Linked DNA regions of Homo sapiens: region 1 is linked to region 2. The links are chromatin loops, found by intact Hi-C in ENCODE. Cell type or tissue: B cell. All regions are shown on one strand. Links, peaks and the distances in the headings refer to the core of each region. The heading gives the core; the rest is flanking DNA.

Evidence for each region. Peaks named below come from ENCODE experiments on the same cell type or tissue, not always from the same donor. Only the 100,000 strongest peaks of a DNase experiment are listed, where the experiment ranks them.
Region 1: a loop joins it to region 2, with 31 times the contacts of the local background. A loop is called at or near these places in 27 of 110 quality-filtered maps.

What each region holds. Positions count from the first base shown.
Region 1 is chr1:231,090,511-231,093,431 of GRCh38, forward strand. No RefSeq gene overlaps it. Among named protein-coding and RNA genes, the nearest start is that of FAM89A, 52 kb to the left of the region's middle. In B cell, for the core only: a CTCF peak has its summit at 1,617 (motif pointing left); a DNase peak (open chromatin) is centred at 1,611; H3K27me3 peaks cover 239 bases.
Region 2 is chr1:230,916,050-230,918,970 of GRCh38, forward strand. It overlaps TTC13 (tetratricopeptide repeat domain 13), which reads right to left. Exons shown (of 23, transcript NM_024525.5): 18 at 144-253. Among named protein-coding and RNA genes, the nearest start is that of C1orf198, 49 kb to the left of the region's middle. In B cell, for the core only: CTCF peaks have their summits at 1,363 (motif pointing right) and 1,569; a DNase peak (open chromatin) is centred at 1,382; H3K27ac peaks cover 828 bases.

The DNA.
Region 1 (2,921 bases), core at 183-2,682, 170 kb after region 2:
ATATTCACCTAAGATAACCGCCTTCTTTGTGAAGGAATTCCTACTTATCTTTAAGACAGAGCTGAAGTTTCAACTTCAATGGGATGTCTCTCAGATGCTCAGACAGATTTGTTTCCTTCTATGTGAACTTGTAACACTTTGTTTATAATCATCTTTATTGTCTAATTTCAATACCAGGTGAGAAGCATCACTTATGACATCACATTACAATCAGTTTTTAAGATACTAATTTCTTTTAATGCCTGGGATATATTAATGGTATAGCCCCAGCAACTGTGTCTTAAATAAATAATATCAGACATTATTAGGTACTGGGCACTGTGTTTGGTGTTTATGCACATCAACTCATCTAGCCTTTATAGCTATGAGATACATACTTTTATTATCCATTTAATAAATTACAAACTGAGGAACAGAGTAACTTGCCCAAGGTCACATAGGTAAGTACTTAGACTAGGGTTCAGATCCAGTCAGTTCCCAGAACCCTCTATTATGATATGGAGGTCATTCCCATCTTAATTTGAAACATTTATTACATTATCATCTTAACTTGAAAGGTTTTTCCAAGGGACTCTGTCTACAATCAGAGGGAGACTGTAATTTACCTGTATATTTACATCTTGCACAGTGACTTCCACGGCTTTAGAAAGGTAAGAATGGGGTCTTAGTGTATTTGCAGGTGAACATAGCTCCCTGAGGTTGATCATTAGTCACTGTGACAGTGACATGGGGCTTAGGAAATGGTGAAGGTGGTAAGAACTGGGGTTTTTTGTTTTTTGTTTTTCTTTTTGAGATGGGGTCTTGCTTTGTCACCCAGGCTGGAGTGCAGTGGTGCAATCACAGCTCATTGGAATCTCAAAGTCATGGGTTTAAGAGATTCTCCCATCTCAGCCTCCCAGGTAGCTGGGACCACAAGTGCACACCACCAAGCCTGGCTAACTTTTAAAAGCTGTGTTGTAGAGATGGGGTCTCGTTGTGTTTGCCCAGGTTGGTCTCAAACTCCTGGCCTCAAGCAATCCTCCTGCCTTAGCCTCCTAAAGTGCTGGGATGATAGGCATGAGCCACCGTGCCTGGCCAGAACTGCTTTCTAAGCTACCTGTTGCTCAGTGTTGCCCACAGACACTGTGAGGTCGTGGTTATTACCCATTTCTTTCACCGTCTAGGATTTGTAAATATCTGTTTTTGAGAATGATGTTCACTAGTTCCACTAGTGCATATTCCCTAGTTCTCATTGATTTCCAGGCCCTGTGCTGAGCACTCTATTATTCCACGCTGTCCTCCTAGTACAGAGGAGGAAGGTCGGGCTGAGAAATATCAGGATAATGTGCATAAATTTTACATAGCCAGGAGGAGATGAAGCGAGAGTCTGACTGCAATGCACGCTCTGAACAACTGTCCTCATGAACACCACGTCACCTACGCTCTGGTCCCTGAATGTGGTCTCTCAGCTGCTCACTGGTATCCAGAGAGCCCAATCTGGGCTCTGGCTGGGTGTTGGGATGTGGTTAACCGGGTTGGAGGAAATCCTTGTTTTTCCTACGGTTGCACCGACTGGTCTTTATGTTGTGTGTGAAATCCGCCCTCCTCAAAGCACACGGAGAAGGTGCTCGTCAGCGTCCCCTGCTGGCCTCAGAATGCTAAAGAGGGTGGATTTATGGGAACTCCCGCAGCCAGCTCTGCGTGGTCACAGTATCCAACATCCAAGCAGATCCCTCTTTCTCAACAACAAACACCACTCTGTTGTAGGGTTGCTAGAGAGCTGGGCCAGCATGTGTAGGGAAATTCATACACTTCCAGCATGTGTGGGGAAATTCACACATTTCCCAAGGCTTTATTGGGGATCATGAAGGGATTTTATTTAAGACAGAGTAAGCTACATGTGGCCAAGGGACCTTGCAAATTTAGTGGAGGCAGCCGGCAAAAAGGAAGGGGTATGGGGGTGGGGGGGGCGGTGGGGGAGGATAGGCCAGAGTCAAATCCTGGCTTCTGCGTTTATGAGCTTTGTAAATTGGTAAGTTGTTTTTCCCCATTAATTCATTGCCTTGTTTTCCCCATCTGTAAAATGGGACTAGCCATGCTCAACTGGCAGTTCTGAAACTTACCCAAGAAGATGCAGCCAAAGTTGCTCAGTAGCTCTTCAGTTAGACTGTCTGTGAAATCCACGTGTGGTTTAGACCCAAACACCCATAGCAATGGTTTGACAATTCCAAATGTAGCTGCTGAAACGAAGAAAATTAAGGGTCTAGGGGAAATCATTTTCTCTCTTGAATATGTTTCTTTAAAAAGAAAAAGAGCCTAATTTAAGTGACAATGTGTTGATTAACAGCTGGGTGTTTCTAAAGGGTTGAAAATTAAGCGCCCAGTTATCTGGTCAACTTTAAAATAAAGGCAGTTAAACACACTCTGGGCTGGGCGCGGTGGCTCACACCTGTAATCCCAACACTTTGGGAGGCCGAGGCAGGCAGATCACCTGAGGTCAGGAGTTGAAGACCAGCCTGGCCAACATGGCGAAACCCCGACTCTACTAAAAATACAAAAATTAGCTGGGTATGATGGTGTACGCCTGTAATCCCAGCTACTCAGGAGGCTAAGACATGAGAATCGTTTGAGCCCAGGAGGCAGAGTTTGCAGTGAGCCGAGATTGCACCACTGCACTCCAGCCTGGGCAACAGAGTGAGACTCTGTCTCAAAAAATGAAAATTAAACACACACACACTCTGTCATAGAGGAATTTCTGGGAACTGTCTAATTAAGGACACCGCTCTGCTCCAGAGAACCTACGGGGTCATGTTCTCACTCGCCACTCCCTTGTCCGCAAAGGGAAGTGCTGCATATATAAAATCACTGAAAGAATCACATGATTTCCTTTATTTCTCTGGCCTTAAAACCTCCCGAGTGGGTAATCTGACTCACAGGTCTAG
Region 2 (2,921 bases), core at 308-2,807:
TTATAACTGCTCACTGGACCTTGATACTTTTCATTTCAGGATGGAGCAAAAGTTCAACACCACAAAACTCTATAGTGACAATAAGCACAGGCACCCTTCCTGCCTCGTCTCTAGTTTACACCCACATTAAGAAGCGCACATACTTGTCTCCTGTAATCGTGATTGTGAATCCATCATATTCCTTCCCTTGGTCTTTAAGGCTGGGAACTTTTGTGTTCACGGTGAACCCATCCTTCGTTTTAGTATTAAACTGCTTTCAGGGAAAAAGAAAATTCACGTTACTAGTGTTTCATTCACTGTAAACCCCAACTGCAACTCTGTAGTGCTGGCTCTACCTTACATGTTTTTAAAAAGGGCCAAGGAGGTCATCTGATACAAGAGATGGTGGCCTGGTGGCCAAGGACATCTCTGCCTGTCTTCAGGCCCCAACAGAGCCCAGGTTACGCTCCCCACAGCTCCTACCAGAGGCCAGCAGAGAACCTCAGCACCAAAAGCTCACAGGTTCTCTTCGTCAACAAGGGGCACTGCTCACTTCTAAGAGCTCCCTTTGAATGTTTTCTCATGTCCATCTTAGTAGGCAGCAACCTTGAATCATGGCAGAATAGTTGTACCTAACATCCCGTAACTCAAAAATGCAACTTATGCTCATACTAGTGCTCAAAGCAGAGACTGATTTTTCTGAAGAGTACCCAGGATTATATCCACTAACTGGAGAACTTCATTCACACCCACACCCACACCCACCCAACTCTGTGAGCCACAGATAAGTCGGTTAAGTTAAAAGAATTACTCGGAGTTAAGAATGGCTTTCGGAGTGATAAATGTATGAACACAGTTTCAGACGTTAGCTTTCTGTTTAAAACATTTGGGACAAACCTGCAATGGCAATAAATAGGTTTCAGAAAATGACCCCCAAATTTAGTTAACTTAATATTGCCAATTTTTTTTTTTAATTGATGGACTGGAAGTTAAGAGAAGCAACAGTAAAGTACAAGAGGCTGCTGCTTCATGAGGGGAGAGCTTGTCTAGAAACAGAAAGATGCACCAGGTGTCACCAGCAGCCCAGAAGCCAGAGGATGAGTGGCACAGGTCATAAGGCCCACAGCAGGCACTGAGCAGGCAAGCATCTTTCACGCCAAAAAAAACGACTTTCAGGAGAAGAAATGCGTTAACACACTATGTGCCAATTCTCATCTAATCCTCACAACATACTGATAGCACTAGGTATGGTCTCAATCTTACAGATGAGAAACGAACTAGGTGAGGCAAAGTCTGGCTGAGTCCCAGCCAGCAGGGAAGCCGCAGAGTGGGAATGTGGGCCCAAGGTCTTGGTGAATTCCAGTCCGCGTTACTTGCTAATAAACCGCCTCTAGGGGGCGCTGACATACACGTTAACTTGGTTTTTCATCAACAGTACCATTGTGCCTTTCAGTGGAAGTTGACCTGGTACATTCCACTAAGCACTTTAAACACTCAAATATCTTGTTGTATATTCTGCTGTGTGTGCCTTGCAAAGTACCAATATATCCGTAATCCTGGGTAAAGGCTAGATGTATAATGCTGAAATGGAATGTCATCCCACCGCAGAGAACAAACATCTTACATCTTTCAGACAACAGTTGGTGATTTCACACCGAGAGGCACACTGAGGCTGGCGATGCCGCGTCTCAGGCTGCATGCTAAGTGACTACAGTCTTGTAGCCCACTCTGTTTTTCTTCTTAGACAAAGACATATAAAATATTAAAATCTCCCTAAACTGACGTTGTATTCTGCCTAATACCACAGGACATCTAAATGCCTAACTAGAATACCCACAGGAAGGCAGCTGAAGAGCCCTCACACACCAGTTTCCTTTCTATATGGTACATCTCAGGGCCTGTGGTGAAGCCATTCTGCCCCCTGGGGGGCGCTGGGGAAATTTATGGGAGACTGATTATTACAGGGATTGGACAGTTGGGAGCCAAGATTACTATATGTCCCACAGTACAGGGGATTGTCACACATAATGTATGATTTTCTAATGTCCCACTGGATTTTCATGTAGATGAAGAACATGTTTATCATTTAATCAATATGTGGGCCTGGAACCAGACTCTGTTTTGCACTTAAACGCTAACTATTTATTATATAGTTTTCATACATACTGAATTTGCCAGGAATGCAAATAGCATACACATTGAGTAAGGAGTCTACTATATATAGCTTGGAGCTTTACTAAGCTTGGTTTACCATTTCAGAAAACCACATCGCCAATGACAATGTAGCTCACCAAATAACACACAGATATGGGGCTACACTTATAACTGTCACATTCACCATGATTTTACATGCAGGTGTGAAGCACTGGCTACTGCTTTCCGGCTTCTAGAGAAGGCCTGCCCCAATTTCTGCATACTGAGATACACTGTGTGGACACTGTGTGGACTGAGATACTGAGATGACTTTGCGTGGACATTTTTTAGGAGGTGAGACATATTCTCTGTGAAGTTCATCTTAGTGCAATAAAGGAGTCAGTAAAGGGGGCATCTGAACATGTTTACTGAGTCAACGCAGTGGGTTTGAGAAGGTTGAGGGGCACTGTGTTAGTGCATCAGACCCTCACAATAAACTCCACGAGGTAGGTCTGGCCACAATATTTGGTCTTCAGCAGACCAAAAACCTGGAATAACTGTAAAATAGGCTCATCCACACCCACCCAGGCAGATGTGGGGCCTGGGTCAGATGCTCAGCTCTGTTCATGACATGCTACTTCCTTGCTATTCCTTAGAAATAGATACACTTTGCTTATTCATACAAATTTCCTAAATTTTACATGAATCAATCTCATCTACTATAGCTGCAAGGAAAACATTTACTGAAGTTGCACATTAGTGTTTAAACCACTAATTGGAAAAGCAATTCTAACTGCTGTTGGCATGTT